Linked DNA regions of Homo sapiens: regions 2, 3, 4, 5, 6 and 7 are each linked to region 1. Evidence: chromatin contacts called from ENCODE Hi-C or POLR2A ChIA-PET data. All regions are on one chromosome and are shown on one strand. Each heading gives the region's core, a stretch centred on a gene start or an enhancer-like site at or near the end of the contact. The rest is flanking DNA. Distances are from core to core; before and after follow the strand shown.

Region 1 (2,700 bases), core at 66-2,565:
TGCTTTACACCTATTTACTCCTTTAATCCTCCCAAAAAACCTGAAGCCGAGTGAAGCCAAGTAGTTTGCCCAAGGTAACACAGATATCAAGTGACGAGGTTAGAATTCAAATCCAAGCAGCATAGCTTCAAAACCTAGAGTCTTAAACCACCTGACTCTACTGCTCTTCTAGGACTCAGAGTTCTAATGTGAGAAAAGAATCCTCTATAGAGCTTTCTTTCAATTCCACCATCGCAAATGAATTGCAAACCTGTGACTCAAAAGTTCTTCCTGTGTGCAACCTTAAGTAATCTGACTTTTACATCCAAAATGGGTAACCTCTCTGGAAAACTAAAAGATGCAATGGCCAGTCTGAAAAGAACTCATGCTTCCCGTTGTTAGTGGGGTTCTGTTGTGTTGTTTTTTAATTGCAACACCTGAAACGCCTTAAAACACAAGTAAACAGGCTATCAGCCATTTTCCTGAGAACAGCAAACACCTATTACACTTTCATGATGCCTAAATTGATGAATCTGAGCTAAATACAGGAACGGCTGTCTTTTTCCCAGCTGTCTCTAATATATTTGGAAGACGGTAGACTCAGTTTATGCATGTGAATGTATGTGAGAAATGAGGGGGAAGTGGAGGGTGAGGAGGGGGAAGTGGAGGGTGAGGAGGGGGAAGTGAAGGGTGAGGAGGGGGAAGTGGAGGGTGAGGAGGCTATTCACTCCTCCACCTCTCCAAAGCGGGGCGACTCAGACTCAGACCCTGCTGCTAGAACTTAAAACCAGTATCACACCATTTCTGCCTTGGCCGGCTTCAGTGCCTCTCCAGGCTGTAGGGAGGTGGCTACGTGGCGCTAAGAGGACTTCCCCCAGCCAGAGAGGAGGTGGCAGCCCCAGGTGGTGGCATCCCCTCGCCCGGGGCCCCGCGACAGGGGGCGCCAGGACTTCCCGGGGATCCCCCAGGAGGGCAAAGTCTGAAGTGGCTAGCCTGGAGCCGCAGTTGGGCCAGGGCCTGCCTAGCAGCCCCTCACAGCCTCTGCGACCACTCCTGCCAAACCAACCTCCCAGCCTAAAGGGTTAGCCGACGCGCCGGGGACGGGGCCGGGCTCCTGAGGCAAAGGCACCCAAGACGAACGCTATATTCTGTGGGACACTCACCAGGTTGAGGGGTCCTTCCATTACTTCCATAGACCCCGGGGTAAGCGGCGGCCTTAGGAAGGGGAGTAGTGGCGCCGGGGAACATGGAGGGGACTGCAAGGGAGCTCGACGCAGCCGCGGAGACTGCGGCCCCTCTCTGCGCCCCAAGAGCCAGCGATAGGCGCTGAAGGAGCAACAACCTCACCACTTCCTCCTCCGGCGCCGCGCCGCGGGCCCGCCCCCTGCGCCACCGCCGAGGCCACGCACGGCGCCATGACGTCACACGCGCAAAAGGCTGGTTCAAGGTGGGAATGAGGACAGGCAGTGGGTGGGGCCCAGGGAAGGCGGGGCACCAGCTGATGTACGCTTGCGAGCGGTCAATCTTTCCTCTCGCGAGAAGCGTTAGTTTAGGTTCTTAAAGTCTACACTGAAGTCACGTGAGGAGGTACAGCCTTGCTGTTGAAGACTTGAAATGGCTGTCTTCTGCAATTAGCTTCTCACGTTTCCTTTTAGACTGACTTTTCCTTAAATCTGCTAATCGTTACACCGTTACTTGTGGTCCTGTCCACACCTTTATCATTGTACATGATTCATTTTTTCAAAAGGCCGATTTGAGCAATTCTAGACCATGCACTGGACTAACCCCCCTAGAGGTCAGCACACTCGAATGATTTAGGGCTCTGCCCTCAAGTTGCTCACAAACTGATAGGGAAACAATTTTGGTCTAGCCAAATATAATACTGCATTCATTTAACAATTATGTGCCAAACAAAAGCTAGGTTCGTTCTGTCATGGAATTCACTGACAAATAGTTGTGATTTATGCTGGAAAGGGAACACATAGGGAGCTGTGATAGAGTAACCAAGGTGGAGTTGGGTGGTAAAGGAAAGCCTTTCATGGGGGGCGTGATTTTTTTTGAGAAAGTGTCTTGCTGACGCAATCTCCACTCACTGCAACCTCCCTCTGCCCGCCCCCTGCCCCAGGCGATCCTCACACCTCAGTCTCTTAAGTAGCTAGGAACTACAAGTGCTCAGGCCAGGTTAATTTTTGTATTTTTTGTAGAGATGGGGTTTCGCCATGTTGCCTATGCTGATCTTGAACTGCTGAGCTCAAGTGAGCTCAATGATCCGCCCTCCTGGACCTCACAAACTGATGGGATTATAGGCATGAGCTACCGCACCTGGCTAAGGGCGTAATCTTTAAGATTAAACCTTAAAATGCCAGTTAAACAAAGACCCTTCTCGACAAAGGAAATGTCTTATGCCTCAACTCTAAAGGCGGGGAGGTCGGGTGGCGGGAGCTGCAGCATTTCAGAGAGATGCAAAAGAAGATACCAGAGAGATAGGAAACTTCCAAAACATAGGTGTCCTTGCAGTGCACAATGAAACATTTGAATTTTACTCAAAGTGCATTGGGAAATAAGTAAAGGATATTAAGCTAGAGAATAATCTGCTTTAATTTACAGTTTTGAAAAGATTAATTTCCCTGTAATGTGAAGAATAGATTGTGGAAGGCCTAAGGAAAAAGAACCAAGACAAGCTAGTTGATTGACTAATTATGGGCGCTCAGACTGGAATGG
Region 2 (2,700 bases), core at 87-2,586, 1.3 Mb after region 1:
AAAACAAGACAAATCTCCATCTATAGCTTTCTGACACAGTCTTGATTTGAGAAACAAAATAAGCACATTACTGTTATAGTCTAATAGACTGCAAGCTGTTTTATTAGAGTCAGCTGAATCCTGTTTTGCATAAAAAAGAACTCTGTTTGCTATCAAGAACACATTTACATTAATATGACTTTGACAAAGTAAAATAAAATCGCATTAAGATGATGTAAGTAGATAAGACAATGAAATCTCTGTGAGAGAGTTTTGGCACACACTAATTACAGTCAAGTCCCTGCAGAAAAAGAACATATTTTTACACCAACTATCCATGTGTTTGAAAATGTAGAGAGCCCAAAATGCAATCCTTGGTTTAGGTATTTCCTGAATACATTGTATTTCTGTGCTTCTGAGATAGGGTTTTTTTTTTTTCTTTAAAGGAGGCTGCCCGATAAATAATACTTTCATTTACAATAATACAAGCAAGTTTCTTTCTGAATACTAGCCTGTAATCATCCTGATTATTTTAAGGGACTTTCCAATACAGGGCAGCTGAAAACAACGTTTTAGATTACATGGTAATTTAGGAATGCATGAAAAGCTAAGCAGTTACCATAATAGGGTTCTGGATAAACTTCATGCTTTTTAGAGCAAAACATAACAACATATGTTTTGTGATTTGTTTCAATGATTTTTCTATATTTTTTTTGTTCAGGTTCTATCAAAATATTTGGAGGCCTCATCTGCGTACAGCATTTTTATAACCTTATTTTGAAAACTTTGATGTCTCTCTTTTTAGTTCAGTCATTAAAAGAAAGGCAATGATGGATGATGATAATGCCTCGGATTTTATGACTAATCAGTTCTTGGCAGTGGCCATATTTCTTCCGTAGTGAAACTTTAATACTCCTTTGGCCTTGCATAGGCTTAACAACAACAAAAAAATTTTTTGGAACTGTGTTACACCGGCTACTTATTAAGTATTAGCAAACAGTTATTATACAAAAGTTAGCACTCTGATTTAACACCTGACAAAATGGAGCAACCAGGAAAGATGATTTCTTCTCTTTTCTGGATTCTCACAAATTTTAGGTGCCTTGCTATTGTGTTTTTTTTCCCCCATGTTTTACATACAGGAATACGGAGAAAAGCTATTCAGATGGTAGAAATATTGAGGGGGAAAAAGTCTTGTAGGGGTGAGTTGGGCTGCCATTTGCATTTTTTCTTCCTGAACCGTCTTTTTGATGACACAATTTTTATGAAAAGCCTGATTTTCTGCCCCGAGTCTTAATGTATTGTTCTTGAAGTTGCAACAACAAACACCAGGTGTCTCCACTTAGCTGAGCTACAGGTTCTGAAAAGGAAGGCCACTTTGCCAGGAAAAGTTGAAGCTACCTTCCTTTTCCCTCCCTAGTGCTCCTGGCCGTGGCCTAGACAAGGCCAGAGGGCTGGCTGTGAGTAGGGGAGTGGAGTTTATTCTTTCATGAGTGCTCAGTTTAAAGCCTATTGACTCAGATTTGTAAGGGAACCTGATTTTTGTGTGGAAGTCATGAAGACTGGCATCCGTGGAAATACTGATACCAGTGAATTAGGCAGCTGTGGCCTGTATTGCATGCCTGTTCTACTCTGGTGGGGACCTGCCATCTTGGTTGGCAAGAAGCCCTTCCTGGGTGGATGGGGGCCTTCTTCTTTTAGGATAGCCAACTCCATGGGGACCTTCTGGCTGAGAACAACCAGATCAGAGACCCACAACCTAATGTGCTGGCTTCTTCTCTACCAGGGGCTGATGTCCCAAATCCCAAGTTGCTATTTCCATGAGCATATATTCTTCAACAAATAATCAGTTAATCTCTACTGTGTGCCAGGTACTGTCCTAAGCAGTGAAAAAACTAGAAAAACCTGCTCTCATAGAGCTTGCGTTAACATATGTCCCTTCCATTTGATGCCTGGGGTAAAAATCAATTCTGGTGTTTCTTAAAATGTGTTTTGTGGCATTCCAAGGATGGTAATAAGTATTGTGCTGAGAAATGTTTTCATATTTCATTATGCTCTGGAACTGCTGGGTTAAAAAGTGTCTAGATGCAAAACTCCTTAGTAACCTCTATATGCTAATTTGCATAGTCCCTTTCTAAGAGATGTCTTATTTCTCAAATATATTTGGCTAAGGAATAATTTTTTAAAAAATAAAAACATTCTCCAAGCCAATTTTTAAAAAACAAAATATGTCATTATTATCCTAGAGAAATATTCCAAACATTTTATTCTGTTACTCAAACACTACCTTCATAATTCTTATCCTGTCAGTTGGTCATCCTCATTATTTTTAAACCTAGAAATTACGCTGGATGTTTAAGTGAATGTTCTGAGGAATATACTTTGGGAAAAATTGCTTTGAGTAGTAGACATTCAAAGATTGGAAGATTTGGAAGCTAGAAGGAGGTAAAGAGGTTGGGGCTTAGAGGCCACCTGTAAGAGGAAAGAGATGTTTGCCCCTAAAAACGTGACTGTTGAAGCTGTGCTGGTATCCTTGCAGAAGAAAACTCTGTTCTCCATCAGTTTCTGAGCAGCCATCAAACAACTATTTTGGAAGACGGGAAAGCTAAGACATATGGGTTCCAGTCCCAGCTCTGTTTTTAACTAGCTGGGCAATCTTGGGGGTAATTTACTTACCTTTCGGTCTTAAATCTAATGCCCAATAAGTGTCGAATATACATT
Region 3 (2,700 bases), core at 28-2,527, 1.1 Mb after region 1:
TTTAGAGCAGCATTATTCAATAGAAACACAATGTGAGCCAACTTGTAATTAACACATTGAAAATGTAAACAGAAAACAGGTGAAATTAACTTTAGTAAGCTATTTTATCTAACCCAGTATATCCAAAATATTATTTTAACATGTGATCAATAGAAGTGATTACTGGCCGCACACGGTGGCTCACGCCTGTAATCCCAGCACTTTGGGAGGCTGAGGTGGGCGGATCTTGAGATCAGGAGATCGAGACCATCCTGGCTAATACAGCGAAACCCCGTCTCTACTAAAAATACAAAAAATTAGCCAGGCATGGTGGCACATGCCTGTAGTCCCAGCTACTTGGGAGGCTGAGGCAGGAGAATCACTTAAACCCAGGAGGCAGAGGTTGCGGTGAGCCGAGATTGCACCATTGCACTCCAGCCTGGGCGACAGTGCAAGACTCAAAAAAAAAAAAAAAAAGTAAAAGAAAAAAAAAGATTACTAGTGACATATTTACATTATTTTTTCATAGTAAGCTCTCAAAATATAGTGTGTATTTTACATTTATAGCATCTCTTGAAGTGGACAAGACACATTGCAAGGGCTTAGTTGTCACAGGTGGCTAGTGGCTACCTTATTGAACAGCATAGCTCTCTTTAGAGCGTCTGCCTGAAAAGAAATTTTAAAATCATTGTGTCCTGGGTCCGAAGAGGCACTTGGGAAAAATGAGGTTGTTCTGTGTACAGGTTCCTTTTGGCCAACTATCTTGAGATAAGATGTTCTGAAATATAGCTAGGAGAGGAGAACAGAACAGGAGGAAAAGCCTCACAGTGCCTGTTATTTCATTGTTCTGATACCCCAAAGCCCCAACAAAGACCCAAAGTTAGCAAGTATAGTTATTTTAGTAGAGATTCTCGCTTGCCACCTTTGGTTTCTGGTGAATAACAAAAATCAATTCAAAGTAAAATAATAATCTCTTAAAAGCTTCAACTGTTAAGACCTGGTGAGAGCCCTCTCCTCTGGGTTAAACATATCCTTCTGCTGTAACCAGCTACAGGTTCACTTGGTGCCATGTCCACAAAACCATCTGCTCTGTTTTCTGTCATGACACCCAGTTGTTCAGAATGGATATTTCTTTCTTTCTTTTTCTAGTGTGCACATTACTAAAAGTAATTTAACAGCTGAAAGAGATACTTATGAAACCTACTGGAAACTGAAACCACTATTTAATCTCACGGCAAAGCAGTCATATAAAAACTCCGGCACCTTCTAATGTGCTGTCACAGTGCACCATGGAAGAACATCATTGAAAGCTGATGATACAGATGTGCTCTGTTTTACTTCCTTTTTGTACAGGGTTAGTACTGAGTAAGCTGATGTAAGACAGGAGGAGGATGGCTCTAGTTTAGCCACCTTTCCCAAAGTACCTACCATCTGCTGAAAATCATTTCCACAGCAAATATCCCCTTTTCCCCAATCTCTAACATCCAAACCTACCTCTCTTTTCTCATAAAAGACAATAAACAAATTGCTCGTGACTACTATATTAATTCCAGTGATAGTTCTGTGGTTTCATACCATGAGTTACCAGTGCTACAGATCCCTGTTTCTGGGTATCTCTCAGATATTTCTTTAAGGTTATTTCTGTTTGAAAGGGTTGGCAAACTATGGGCCAAATTCAGCCCAACACCTGTTTTTGTAAATAAAGTTTTATTACAACATAGTCATGCACATTCATTTACATATTGTCTTTGGCTGCTTTTACACTACGACGGCACAGTTGTGTGATTATAGAGTGGTGCATTTGCCTCAGAGACCTTATGGTGCACAAATCTAAAATATTTACTATCTGGCTCTGCTGACCCTTGATCTAGAGAATATAGTCTTGCTGCCAGAAATCTGCTATTTTGGATCACGAATATCAGCTTAATTTCTAAGATACAGTTACTCTGTAACACTTGGCTGCATTTACTTGTTCAAGCTGGACTCTCCTTTCCAGAATATGGGTTCTTTGAAGGGCAGGAGCTAGGTCTGTAGCATGTCTGAATTCCTAACACCCTGGAAACAAGCGAAGCACATGATAGATTTTTAATTAATGTTGGTTCTTTTTCTGGTTATTCACTGTCCCTCTGTTCTCATCCTACTCCCGGATCTATTACCCATTCTTTCTTCCTTGCTCTGTGACCCCTGAATGTTGTATCATTGGGCTCCCTCATGGGCTGGCTGGCTTCTGCTTGTTCAGCCAATGGGAGACACCTAACAGATCGCATGTGGGAAAGAGTGAGAAGTTGTCATATTTCTTCTCTGCCCCATCTCTGCTTTGGCCTGGCAGCTCTGGCCAAGGCCACAGCTCCACCCTGACGGCAGCTTTCACCAGGTAGCACTATGTCTTCCTCTTGCTTCTTACTAGTGCCCAGATGTCTTCATGGTTCTTTTCACCCTAACCCCATCTCTATAGTCTTCCTTTGGTTCCTTTTGTTAAGCCTTGGGTTCCCAAACTGTAAAATGGACTTAAGAACAGTGACTTCCTGGGGGGTCTTTAACAGTAGTTAAAAGATGCAAAGTAGTCAGGCTAATGTAGCACACAGTGAACGCCCCGTAGGTACTTGTCTGATTATTGCTTTGCAAGCTGTTTTCCAAAGTATGCCAAGGAACACTAGTTCCTTGAGAAAGAAGGGAGTATGTTACCAAGGGTTATGTGGAAAAGGGGCACCACAGCACGGG
Region 4 (2,700 bases), core at 61-2,560, 1.3 Mb after region 1:
AGTAATCTTGAATAAGTGACTTAACAGCTCTGAACCTCAGTTGCCCCAACATCCGTGGGTTGTTTGGAAATGTCTACATTCTTGATTCCAGGTCAAAGGTGTTTTCTGTTACGCCACATCCAGTAGTATTGTGCCCGGAATTGGTGGGTTCTTGGTCTCACTGACTTCAAGAATGAAGCCGGGGACCCTCGCGGTGACTGTTACAGTTCTTGAAGGCGGCGTGTCCGCAGTTTGTTCCTTCTGATGTTCAGATGTATTCGGAGTTTCTTCCTTCTGGTGGGTTTGTGGTCTCGCTAGCTCAGGAGTGAAGCTGCAGACCTTCGCAGTGAGTGTTACAGTTCTTAAGGCGGGGCGTCTGGAGTTGTTTGTTTCTCCCGGTAGGTTCCTGGTCTCGCTAGCTCAGGAGTGAAGCTGCAGACCTTCGCGGTGAGTGTTACAGCTCATAAAAGCAGTGTGGACCCAAAGAGTGAGCAGTAGCAAGATTTATTGCAAAGAGCAAAAGAAAAAACCTTCCACAGTGTGGAAGGGGACCCCAGCGGGTTGCCACTGCTGGCTCGAGCAGCCTGCTTTTATTCTCTTATCTGGCCCCACCCACATCCTGCTGATTGGTAGGGCCCAGTGGCCGGTTTTGTCAGGGCACTAATTGGTGCGTTTACAATCCCTGAGCTAGATACAAAGGTTCTCCATGTCCCCATCAGATTAGTTAGATACAGAGTTTGGACACACAGGTTCTCCAAGGCTCCACCAGAGCAGCTACATACAGAGTGTGGATTGGTGCATTCACAAACCTTGAGCTAAACACAAGGTGCTGTTTGGTGTGTTTAAAAACCTTGAGCTAGATACAGAGTGCCGATTGGTGTATTTACAATCCCTAAGCTAGACATAAAGGTTCTCCAAGGCCCCACGAGAGCAGCTAGATACAGAGTGTGTATTAGTGCACTCACAAACTTTGAGCTAGACACAGGGTGCTGATTGGTGTGTTTACAAACCTTGAGCTAGACATAAAAGTTCTCCAAGGCCCCACCAGAGCAGCTAGATACAGTGTTGATTGGTGCACTCACAAACCCGGAGCTAGACACAGGGTGCTGATTGGTGTGTTTACAATCCCTGAGCCAGCCATAAAGACTCTCCACCTCCCCACCAGACTCAGGAGCCCAGCTGGCTTCACCCAGTGGGTCCTGCACCGGGCTGCAGGTGGAGCTGCCTGCCCGTCCTGCGCCGTGCGCTCGCACTCCTCAGCCCTTGGGCGGTCGATGGGACTGGGCGCCGTGGAGCAGGGGGCGGTGCTCGTCGGGGAGGCTCGGGCTGCACAGGAACCCACGGAGGCGGGGGAAGGCTCAGGCATGGCGGGCTGCAGTCCTGAGGCCTGCCCCGCGGGAAGGCAGCTAAGGCCCGGTGAGAAATCGAGCGCAGCGTCGGTGGGCTGGCACTGCTGGGGGACCCAGTACACCCTCCGCAGCCGCTGGCCCGGGTGCTAAGTCCCTCATTGCCCCGGGCCAGCAGGGCCGGCCGGCTGCTCCGAGTTTGGGGCCCGCCAAGCCCACGCCCACCCGGAACTCCAGCTGGCCCGCAAGCGCCGCACGCAGCCCCAGTTCCCGCTCGCGCCTCTCCCTCCACACCTCCCTGCAAGCTGAGGGAGTGGGCTCTGGCCTTGGCCACCCGAGAAAGGGGCTCCCACAGTGCAGCGGTGGGCTGAAGGGCTCTTCAAGTGCCGCCAAAGTAGGAGCCCAGGCAGAGGAGGCGCCTAAAGAAAGCGAGGGCTGTGAGGACTGCCAGCACGCTGTCACCTCTCAGTATCGTTTTGCCTTTTTTAAAGCTTGGAGAAGGAATGTTCGTAGATTTGGTATACTCTGCTCACTTTTACCCAGTAGCATTCTGGGACAAAGTTGGCAGACTTGTTGTAGGAATAAAAATGGGGCTTAAGGAACTTAAATTTATAAAGTGCCTACTATGTGTCAGGCACTTTACATACATCTCGCTTAATTCCTGCAAAACCCAAAAGAAAATGTAGGAGATAGGGGTTATTATTCTCATTCTCAATTGGAGAAATTGAACCTCTGATAGGTTAAGCAATATAACTGAGGTGGCTCAGCCAGATGCCAACCAAGTCCCAAACCAGGTGGTTCTTGTCTCCAAAGTCTAGGTGTTTATGAAACTGGAAATGGCTATTTTGTGACCTTTGGCATTGCCCAAGTCCCATTAGATTTCTCCTTGATTAGCTACCAAGAAGGATACATTATGGATCAGATCTCCTTTGGTGTTCAGAGCCAAGATTCAAACTGGGCTGACTTGAGCCCAAAGCTGGTGCTTTCAGTCATCTCATTTCATTACCCTCAAACAGTATCAGGGCAGAACCTGTTTCAGGAATGAGACAGCACAGTGCTTAGGAGGTGCCTGTCATAAGTTTGAGCTTCTGGACCAGTTGGATTTGACTAGAGGGAAACTTGTTTCAATGGCTATTGGCACTTCCTCCCTTTTGTTGGATGTAGGGTAGCCACGGACAGGGGACATTTGAAAGACTTGGGAGATTTGGGCCAGACTTGGTGATAGTCGCCAGTGCTGTGTAGTGGGTGGGCTTTGGAATCAGTCATTCCTGGCTTAAGTTCTAGTTCCATCTCTACCTAGCTCTATATACAGAGAGTGATTTATGAGATGGTTCTAAGCCAATTTCCTTTATGGTAAAAAGATAATCACAATAAC
Region 5 (2,803 bases), core at 146-2,645, 1.1 Mb after region 1:
GAGCTTTGAACCAGTTCCAGAACGAGGGCTACAGCAAATGGCAGCTTGGCCTTTTCATTTTTTCCATTTTTTACACTTAACAAAATGTAGAAAACTCCCAATAACCGCTCCTTTCACACTTTTTATCTCCTTTATAAGTTCGTAATATTCACCCATTAAATCTCAAACTTTGCTATGTTCTTATGTAATGCTTAATTCTCTTCTCTGGCGTTGGCTTGTGAAATGTCTTTAATTAAAAAAGCTAAAAGCACTCTAAATCTGGATGGCAGACTCATTTCCAGGGCATTCAGGCATGTTGTCTAATTTTAAAACTCTGACAGGATACATGTAAATTTATGCAAGTTTCATAAAAGTCACAATTTCCTCCTTGAATTCAAGCTAAAGAAAATGCCCCTGAGCTCTTTTCAAAGCTGTTTGTTTTACTGGAGAGCTCATTTTGCCCATTGTGTTGGAGGTGATTATTCTGAAGAATATCCGATGTCAAAGTCCCATCAATCCACTAAGAATTAAGGAGTTAAATTTCCCGACTATTGATCAAACAGACTCTTTGATCATTATTTTATGCCTTTTAAACACAGATGGGGGAGGGGAGGAAAAATATTATCATGCAAATTATTTTGGTTGACAGTAATTAAGAAATTATATGTTAAGAAAATCAGTAATTGTTCACATGAGTCATTAATGTGTTTTCATTCTTTGTAAAACTTTCTGGCACGCCCTTCCTTTCTTGCTTTAAATAAGCAAGGACTGGAAAATATGCATAGTATTTGGAACCCAGGGGAGTGACATATTAATTCAAAGTTTGCTTGGAAGTGTAGCTTTGTGGAAACTCAAACATGTTCCCATCCTTTTTTGTTTCCACCTCCCTTCTACTCAAGACTCCTCGCCAGAAAGTTAGGGTAGCCTCTTTGAATGTAAGGCAGGGTCTTCTATGGGCTGAGACTCGCTTCTCTTCAGAGGGTCACAGTTAGGAGGGTCACAATTAGAAGACTCACTGCCTAGGAAATCTGTAAGAAAACCCACAAAATGTGGGAATCAGAACGAGCTCAGCCCTGGGCGATTAACCAGTCCTTGCTAATTCTGTGGCTCCCTAGGAGCAAATCTTCACTCTGAATTAAACCTTTGCCAAAGTTTGTTTTGGAAAGGTCTTAAATCCACAGGAAAGAGACTAAAAGTGTATGATGGAAGGCTGAAACAAGCTCCTAAATGGTTGGGACACCTTCGAATGAACTCAGGTTGGCTTATAAATGGCCAATCCCTAAAAGAGCACAAACTAAAATTACATTTGTTTTTATTGAAAGACAGCCTCAAGTGCTGACATGTAGTGTATGACATGGGATACATAATAATACTCTTAAACCAGTTCTGACATAATATCTCCGGCGGCCTAATAACCACAAATGATTGCTTTAGTTAAGAACTAGCCAGAAGCAAAATAGATCCATGTAAAAGTAGCTTGAATCATAAATGCCTCAACAATATTTTATGTCACTTTGTAAAAGTTAAAGGAGTCCTATAATAATTAACAACAAAAACGCCATGTTCTTCACTATTGTACGGTGGTTGTGAAAGGTTATTTCATAGTCCCGAGGCTGCCAGTGCCGTAAATTATGCAGGCACCAAGAAGCATTAAGGAGAAATAATAGCAATTTAAACGAAGGCTGACGTAATTCATGATAAACAGTCATTGGAAAATATTACAATGTTGTCTTTTTTGAGTGGGTTTAATCAGAAGAATGTGACCATATTCTAACATAAACCACTTCTCTTTTCCATTGTGCTAGCACTTGGAATGTTGGCACTCACCCTAGCTGCAAGGTTCTTATTCACAATAATTGCTGAATCCAGAGCTCCAACACCTCCAGGGAACCTAACAATGTAAATTTGGTATTCTGATTGATGGAAGGAGCTTCCAAGACAAAGCTCCAAACCTCTGGGCTGCATGGTGGTCTAAAAAAGGGACTGAAATTTGAGATTCATACAGCCAGGATACTTTCAAGAATACACATTAGAAAGATGGCTCAAGTAAAGCAAGCAGTAAAGAATTACTTTACTGTGATGTCTAACAGAACCTGGAGATGTGGTATGAATCTGGCAGCTGTCCTGATAAAAGCAGATCTTTGTCACAGATTGTTCTTGGTGAACTGTAAATATAGCAACACATTAAGAAGTAAATATGATGGGGAAGACCAAACCAGCCAACTTTCATTAATGCAAAATATCACCAGGTCAGGATCATAAGACATAATCACAAGACAGGGTGGTCAAGCAGATGTTTGTATCTGAACACCCACAAAAAATTACCTTCTGTGCATAAAAGACGACAGTGGTGGGGGCGGGGGAGGGGCAGGTTTGAAAAAAAAAAAAAAAGGTCAGGAACGCGTCTCATGCCAACATGGAGACCGGGCAATATTTACCTCTCTGGCACCCACCCAGTCTTTGGAAACGTAAAGATAATAATGATATTGGTATTACAACTACAAAGCCTTCCAATGTGCAGTTCATTTAAAAGTCTTTAAGCCAACTATTGATTATCTGTGGTGACGAAGGAAGGCAAGGATAAAAGAAAACACAGAAAATCCAATGGCTTATCTTTCCCACTGGTTTCTGTTTCATTCATGATCCATTCTTTCCAAGGGCCATTAAGAGCAGCAGAAGTGATTTCATTTTTTCTTCCTCTCCTTTTCTCTGCCAACCTTCGGATGGAGGTGCTAATGAGCTGGAATAAACTCAAACGAAGGGAGAGGAGGTCTGCCCAGGAAGTCAGGGACTTAGATAATCTACATAGTGGGGCCTCTGTCCC
Region 6 (2,700 bases), core at 76-2,575, 1.2 Mb after region 1:
TAATTCTTCATTTGACTACTTTCAACTGCCATACCAAATATGGGTATCAAGTCCACTTTATTATAAAAGCTAAGTACTGTAATTCTAAAGACAAAAATAAATAACTAGAGGCTTGTGTGGTGAATGATTTAATCAACCCAATTCTTCTGGAAAAACAGGTTCTTGTGTTCATTATGCTTATGAATAATACATTCCTTAACCCTCCTATTTTAACATAGTTATTTTTCTTTTTTTTTTATAAACTTCAGTATGAAACAGTCTGAAAGAAGGTAAAATATCTCACTGAGTAAAGTCATAATTTGCATTGGTTTCATATTGAACTTTCTTTCTTTGAAAAGGACAAAGAGGAGGGAAGAGAATGAATGCACTTTACCACATTTCAGAAGTGTTTTTTAAGATTATTAGTTTTTCCACTATCCAGATCTGTAGTTTTAGTCATCAACCATTAAGAGTCTTAAATGAAAACTCTAGAGAGTTTTAAAAAGCAGAAAGATGACATCCTCAAATATTGTCTAAATGTGCTCCCTCAAGGGGGAAGGGGATAAAAAAAAAATGAAAGAGTTGTGATTTGAATCAGAGCATTTATTGGAAGCTGCCATGTGGGGCAGAGTTTCTCTTTGTGGAGTATTAATTTGTTGGCAGACACACATTTGTGAGAACATTCTTGTTTTTTTTTTTTACTATTCAGAGAGAGACAGGAAGTGACACAAACTGGAATTAAAGCGAACTTATTCTACCTAAACACTAAGCAAGAAAAGTGCTTTAATGAGCTTTTATATTTTAAAATCCCTTCTCTAAGAACCAATCTAATTATTTTGTTATTATTCATGTTTCAACATTATGAAATAACTCAGTTAAAAAACGATAACATGTTGGAGTTTTACTTTATCCATAGAAAGGTGAGATCTTTCCGTTCTTTGCTTACTTCCACCAGAAAAAAAGGGGGGGGGCCTCAAATAATCTCACAGTTCATCTTCTTTCTTTGGTAAGAACAATGAGGAGTTGGAAGGGTTCTACAGAAGGAAAAACCTAATAAGTGTGTGAATTTCCATTAACAATGTGGTATTGGAGGTGGTTTCAGTGTGACCAACAGAAAAGGAGATAAGAAAACCACTGCGGAGAAAGAAAAGTACAGACAACAAATATTTTGATGTTATAGAAGAGGCTGAAGAGAAAGTTGTGGGGACAGGAATGTGTACAGAAAATGACACCCCCTATCTCCTCAATATAAATCCTGACAATGTAGACTTACAAACCTTAGATTAGGCAGATAATGGAAACTCATTACATTAAGGAAAGTTTTTGTTTCTCTTTCCACATTATTACAACACAGTGTGCATTCCAATTACAAAAGCTATTTGTCTCAAATTCCCCACAGTTCATAGCAACTGAGTAGAATTTCAAGGCCCTAAATTCTATCCTTAAAGGGGTATTTTACATTAAAAATTTTTTAAGTACATGGTGTTTCTTGTGCCCCAGGAGAGAGCCTCCCAATCAACTCTCCTGTTGATCATTTTCCCTTCTTCAGCACTAATCATAAAGCTGTCTCCAAAATGAGACCAAAACAAACAAACAAAATCAGACTCAACCTAAAAGCCTTTTTTGTTTTGTTTTGTTTTGTTTTTGAGACAGAGCCTCGCTGTTGTCGCCCAGGCTGGAGTGCAAAGGTGTGATGATTTCGGCTCACTGCAACCTCTGCCTCCCAGGTTCCAGCAATTCTCTTGCCTCAGCCTCCCAAGTAGCTGAGATTACAGGCCCCTGCCACCACACGTGACTAATTTTTCTATTTTTAGTAGAGATGGGGTTTCACCATGTTGGCCAGGCTGGTCTTGAACTCCTGACCTCAGGTGATCCACCTGCCTCGGCCTCCCAAAGTGCTGGGATTACAGGCGTGAGCCACCGCACCCGGCCAGGAACCTTTTTATCAATACACATTCATTGGCCTTTCCTTACTCCTACTGAATGAAGAATCTAGAAAAGCTGGTCTCAGTAATCAGTATTGTTTTTTAAATTTCTTTCTTGAGTCTAATAAGCAACTAAATTTAAAAACCACTCATCTAGATTTTCCAGGCCAAACCACCTGCAAGTACTGTGAATATTCACTATAAACCAATTTCTTCTGGAATCAACTGCAAAAAGGTAGAATATGGACCTTCTTTTTTTTTAGAATCCAAGAGGATCAACCTTTTATTTCTTTGGGTGGAATTAAGAAATTAGACTTATTTTCCTGTTCATTAATAAATTATCCATTTTAAACACAATTTTAAACATAAACCTTGCTATAAATACTCTTGTTTATATGTGTGACATCAAGCTTAACCATCTACACATCCTTTTGTCCCCTGTGGGTTTCCTGTTTAATTTTTTATTAGTAACAGTATATTCCATAACACACACACACAAAATTAAACAAACAAAAGAAAGGTTTTAATGTTAAGGAAAACATAAGACAATGGTAATACAACTTAGATCATACATTAGGAAAGTAACACAACAGATGTATTATTCAGCATTACCGCAAGTCATAAGACTAGTTATTGTGTGTTCACAAAACTGGGGGGTGTAACAGTATATATAGGAAGATTATCAAAAAACTCTTTGGCTTTAGAAGGAAAACCACTAGTCTAATAATTGTCTCTAAATGTGCAGGTGACAATCAGGCTGCCATATCTAAAATGTTACTGTCTGACATCAACCAAA
Region 7 (2,700 bases), core at 10-2,509, 1.4 Mb after region 1:
ACATGTTGTTACAGTTATAAATATTTCCCTCTCTGCTTAGCTCTCCCTAGCCCCTACCCTTTTTTTTTTTTCCTTTTTTATAAAAAAGTCTCACTTAGTGATTCTTTAACCGTATTAGGCACTTTTCTCTGGTCAGCAGGCAGGATTTTCTTGCTTTGGAGGAAACTACTGCCAATTAGTCATATGTGCTTGGCATTCTAGAAACAGGACACTTTCAGTGAGCACCCAAGCCCTTCCTCCTAGGCAAGGCAGCCTTTTATTCCATATATGGCAGATGTCATTATTTCAATGACCTAAAGAAGCATGTCTTCCCTTATACAGAATGGGTCTAGGTACTCTAAGTTTCCCTGGCTTTTCTTGAAATCTGAAATCTTAGAAATTAACTACAAAACTGATTTTGTGGACAACGGTGTACATAGCAATACATGTTCTCAAAAGAGACCTTTCACCTACAGTCTGCGAATCATACTAGTTTAGTTAAAAATAAACAAACTGAAATAGCAGCAGCTCTGAAAAATCTAGGTGGTATCTTGATTCCAGATTTGAATGTTCTAAAAATGTAGATTTTTTTCCCCTTAAATGTGTAGTCAGAGTTCTGGATTGGCTCTGCTGCTCAGTTGAGAGTAGGTCTGAGATGTGGTTTCTTTGTTTGTAAAATTAGGGAGTTGGACTAGGTCGTCTCTAGTCCAGCTACAGATGTTGTATCTTATGTTACTAAATTTCAAGTGGCTTTTTCTCTATTTATACAAAACTCAAAGTTGCTTGCCTGTGTAGATCCCCAGATTCAGTATTTTTCAGTCACGATGTAGAAGAATATTTGGAGTACACATTTAGTGCTTACTGGAATCATTGACAGGCTGAAGCTTGTCCATTTATTTTTCCTTAATTACCTTCCCCAAACCTGCTCCTCCTCCAATTCCTTTATCGTTTGGTGGCATCACCAGCTTCTCAGTTACTGGACTCAAAGCCTTGCAGCTGTCTTCAGTTATTCCCTCTCCCTTGTCCCTAACATTAAGTCAGCCATAAAACTCATTGGGGGCACCTGCTGATGCCTGTCCCACCTGTGCCCTTCTATTTTTTGAAGGATTCAACTCCATGTTCTTGCCTTCACAGATCTCGAGCTCCAGCTGTACTAGACCACTCACTCTTTCCCTGCTTGCCCAGTGCTTGCAGCAGAGTGGGTGCTCCATAATTGTTATATGAAAAAAAAAAAAAAAAAAAAAAAGAGCAAGGCAAAGCAAAGCAGAGCGAAGCAAAGCAAGGGGTGGAGGAAGCTGTGGTCTCAGCCCTGTATTGCCTGTGCTGCTCCCTCTGCTGGGGGAGCTTTTCCCTGCATCCTGCCAGGCCATCTCATCCACCTGGACTTTCCACCCAGCTCAATCAACTCTGTGAAGTTTCTCGTCATCGCCCTTGTGCTCGCAGAGTATCTTGCTTATTCAACTTCATAGTATTTGTCACATTGGCCTTGAGTGACAGCCAGGTAGAGTGATTTCTCGCCATTGTGTGGAAACAACTCGAGGACGTGGGGCACGTCATATTCATCTTAAGGACCCCTAGCTCAGGCCTTTATACACGGGGGGCATTCATTGGATGTTGAGTATTTCATCAGAGTATCTATCCATTCATCTAAAAATCTTCAGGGCTGCCTAGTTTGTTAGACCAGCTACAAGTCAGTTTAAATATTTTTCTTGAAAAACGGTAACACTTGGAGAAGCAAACCTAGTCATTGTATTGTTGCATCAGTGCAACTATCTGTATTTCATATCAATGGAGCCCTAGAGTATTTGTTTGATTAGCAGAATGCCAAACAACCAGACAGATTCTCACTGATTTGACTTCATTGATAGTTACTATTAGTTTTTGGAGACACAGTCTTGCTCTGTTGCCCAGGCTGGAGTCCAGTGGCACGATCTCGGCTCACTGCAAACTCCGCCTCCCAGGTTCAAGCAATTCTCCTGCCTCAGCCTCCCAAGTAGCTGGGATTACAGGTACCCGCCACCACGCTAGGCTAATTTTTGTATTTTTAGTAGAGACAGTGCTTCACCATGTTGGCCAGGCTGGTCTTGAACTCCTGACCTCAGGTGATCCACCTGCCTCGGCCTCCAAAGTGCTGGGATGACAGGCATGAGCCACTGCACCCCTGGCCCAGTAGTTATTTTTAACTGACTTATCATTAAACTGTTTTTTAGACACAGTGTAGTTTAAAGCCATAAAGAGTTCCTCAGAGATACCATACCCCTCACCTAGCTCCTAATGAAAGTAACATCATGAAGCAAATTTCTAGGAGGGCTGATAAGTTGCCTGACTCTAGGGGCCATGATTCACATTGCTTTCCGTGAGCCTCCTCTGGTCCCCCACTCACAATACAATGTGAAAGGTACCCACTGGAGTTGTTCAATGGGGAGGCCCTAAGGTCAGTGCTGGCCACCATTTGGGAATATAAACTGTGATGATGAAAAAAAAAAAAAGCAGCTCTCATTTATTGAGAACTTACTCTGTGTTTGGCATTGGGCTAGTTAGAAAGCACGTTATAAATAGTAGGTCCTTCAAATCATACTGCATTGGGAGGAAAGGTTTTATTGACTTCATGTTTTGAGAAAGAGCCAAAAGCTTAAAGAGGTTAAATAACTCAGCCAATGCCCCACAACTAGAAAATGGAGAATTCTATCAGAAATAGAACCCGGATCTATCTGACTCTGA

Evidence for each region. A loop is a pair of places that touch in the nucleus more often than their neighbours do. ChIA-PET counts read pairs that join two places held with the same protein, here RNA polymerase II (POLR2A). Pooled maps may share reads with other maps.
Region 2: POLR2A ChIA-PET joins it to region 1 with 5 read pairs in PC-9. The contact joins the enhancer-like site here to the promoter of NRBF2 in region 1. POLR2A ChIA-PET finds 5 or more read pairs at or near these places in 3 of 52 experiments (PC-9 and activated CD4-positive, alpha-beta T cell).
Region 3: a loop to region 1 is called in a pooled map, with 11 times the contacts of the local background. The contact joins the enhancer-like site here to the promoter of NRBF2 in region 1. A Hi-C loop is called at or near these places in 2 of 37 single-sample maps with no recorded cell type and 7 of 50 pooled maps. POLR2A ChIA-PET finds 5 or more read pairs at or near these places in 1 of 52 experiments (activated B cell).
Region 4: a map of naive thymus-derived CD4-positive, alpha-beta T cell shows a loop between it and region 1 (10-fold over the local background). The contact joins the promoter of LINC02625 here to the promoter of NRBF2 in region 1. A Hi-C loop is called at or near these places in 1 of 168 maps with a recorded cell type or tissue (naive thymus-derived CD4-positive, alpha-beta T cell) and 5 of 50 pooled maps. POLR2A ChIA-PET finds 5 or more read pairs at or near these places in 2 of 52 experiments (OCI-LY7 and activated naive CD4-positive, alpha-beta T cell).
Region 5: a loop to region 1 is called in a pooled map, with 4 times the contacts of the local background. The contact joins the enhancer-like site here to the promoter of NRBF2 in region 1. A Hi-C loop is called at or near these places in 4 of 50 pooled maps. POLR2A ChIA-PET finds 5 or more read pairs at or near these places in 2 of 52 experiments (GM12878 and Panc1).
Region 6: a pooled map shows a loop between it and region 1 (3-fold over the local background). The contact joins the enhancer-like site here to the promoter of NRBF2 in region 1. A Hi-C loop is called at or near these places in 3 of 50 pooled maps. POLR2A ChIA-PET finds 5 or more read pairs at or near these places in 2 of 52 experiments (activated CD4-positive, alpha-beta T cell and endothelial cell of umbilical vein).
Region 7: a loop to region 1 is called in a pooled map, with 2.9 times the contacts of the local background. The contact joins the enhancer-like site here to the promoter of NRBF2 in region 1. A Hi-C loop is called at or near these places in 4 of 50 pooled maps. POLR2A ChIA-PET finds 5 or more read pairs at or near these places in 2 of 52 experiments (HepG2 and activated CD8-positive, alpha-beta memory T cell).

The regions. Positions count from the first base shown.
Region 1 is chr10:63,131,943-63,134,642 of GRCh38, reverse strand. NRBF2 (nuclear receptor binding factor 2) reads right to left here and starts at 1,315. Exons shown (of 4, transcript NM_030759.5): 1 at 1,143-1,315. The coding sequence starts at 1,172. RefSeq lists silencers at 769-1,038, 1,249-1,498.
Region 2 is chr10:61,833,912-61,836,611 of GRCh38, reverse strand. All of the region lies in intron 2 of LINC02625 (long intergenic non-protein coding RNA 2625), which reads left to right. Among named protein-coding and RNA genes, the nearest start is that of LINC02625, 33 kb to the left of the region's middle. Within about 2 kb of position 1,336, at least 11 of the 41 ENCODE cell types and tissues checked have a DNase peak (open chromatin) inside an H3K27ac peak, as active enhancers do; they include PC-9, where a contact is called at or near this core.
Region 3 is chr10:61,986,693-61,989,392 of GRCh38, reverse strand. The region is part of intron 3 of ARID5B (AT-rich interaction domain 5B); the gene reads right to left. Among named protein-coding and RNA genes, the nearest start is that of ARID5B, 86 kb to the right of the region's middle. RefSeq lists enhancers at 981-1,230, 2,331-2,470, 2,470-2,700. Within about 2 kb of position 1,277, at least 7 of the 41 ENCODE cell types and tissues checked have a DNase peak (open chromatin) inside an H3K27ac peak, as active enhancers do.
Region 4 is chr10:61,866,555-61,869,254 of GRCh38, reverse strand. It overlaps LINC02625 (long intergenic non-protein coding RNA 2625), which reads left to right and starts at 1,310. Exons shown (of 5, transcript XR_001747461.2): 1 at 1,310-1,395. RefSeq lists an enhancer at 790-949 and silencers at 1,170-1,259, 1,031-1,325.
Region 5 is chr10:62,018,148-62,020,950 of GRCh38, reverse strand. All of the region lies in intron 4 of ARID5B (AT-rich interaction domain 5B), which reads right to left. Among named protein-coding and RNA genes, the nearest start is that of ARID5B, 120 kb to the right of the region's middle. Within about 2 kb of position 1,395, at least 7 of the 41 ENCODE cell types and tissues checked have a DNase peak (open chromatin) inside an H3K27ac peak, as active enhancers do; they include GM12878, where a contact is called at or near this core.
Region 6 is chr10:61,941,721-61,944,420 of GRCh38, reverse strand. All of the region lies in intron 3 of ARID5B (AT-rich interaction domain 5B), which reads right to left. Among named protein-coding and RNA genes, the nearest start is that of ARID5B, 41 kb to the right of the region's middle. Within about 2 kb of position 1,325, at least 13 of the 41 ENCODE cell types and tissues checked have a DNase peak (open chromatin) inside an H3K27ac peak, as active enhancers do; they include endothelial cell of umbilical vein, where a contact is called at or near this core.
Region 7 is chr10:61,749,739-61,752,438 of GRCh38, reverse strand. All of the region lies in intron 5 of CABCOCO1 (ciliary associated calcium binding coiled-coil 1), which reads right to left. Among named protein-coding and RNA genes, the nearest start is that of CABCOCO1, 88 kb to the right of the region's middle. Within about 2 kb of position 1,259, at least 10 of the 41 ENCODE cell types and tissues checked have a DNase peak (open chromatin) inside an H3K27ac peak, as active enhancers do.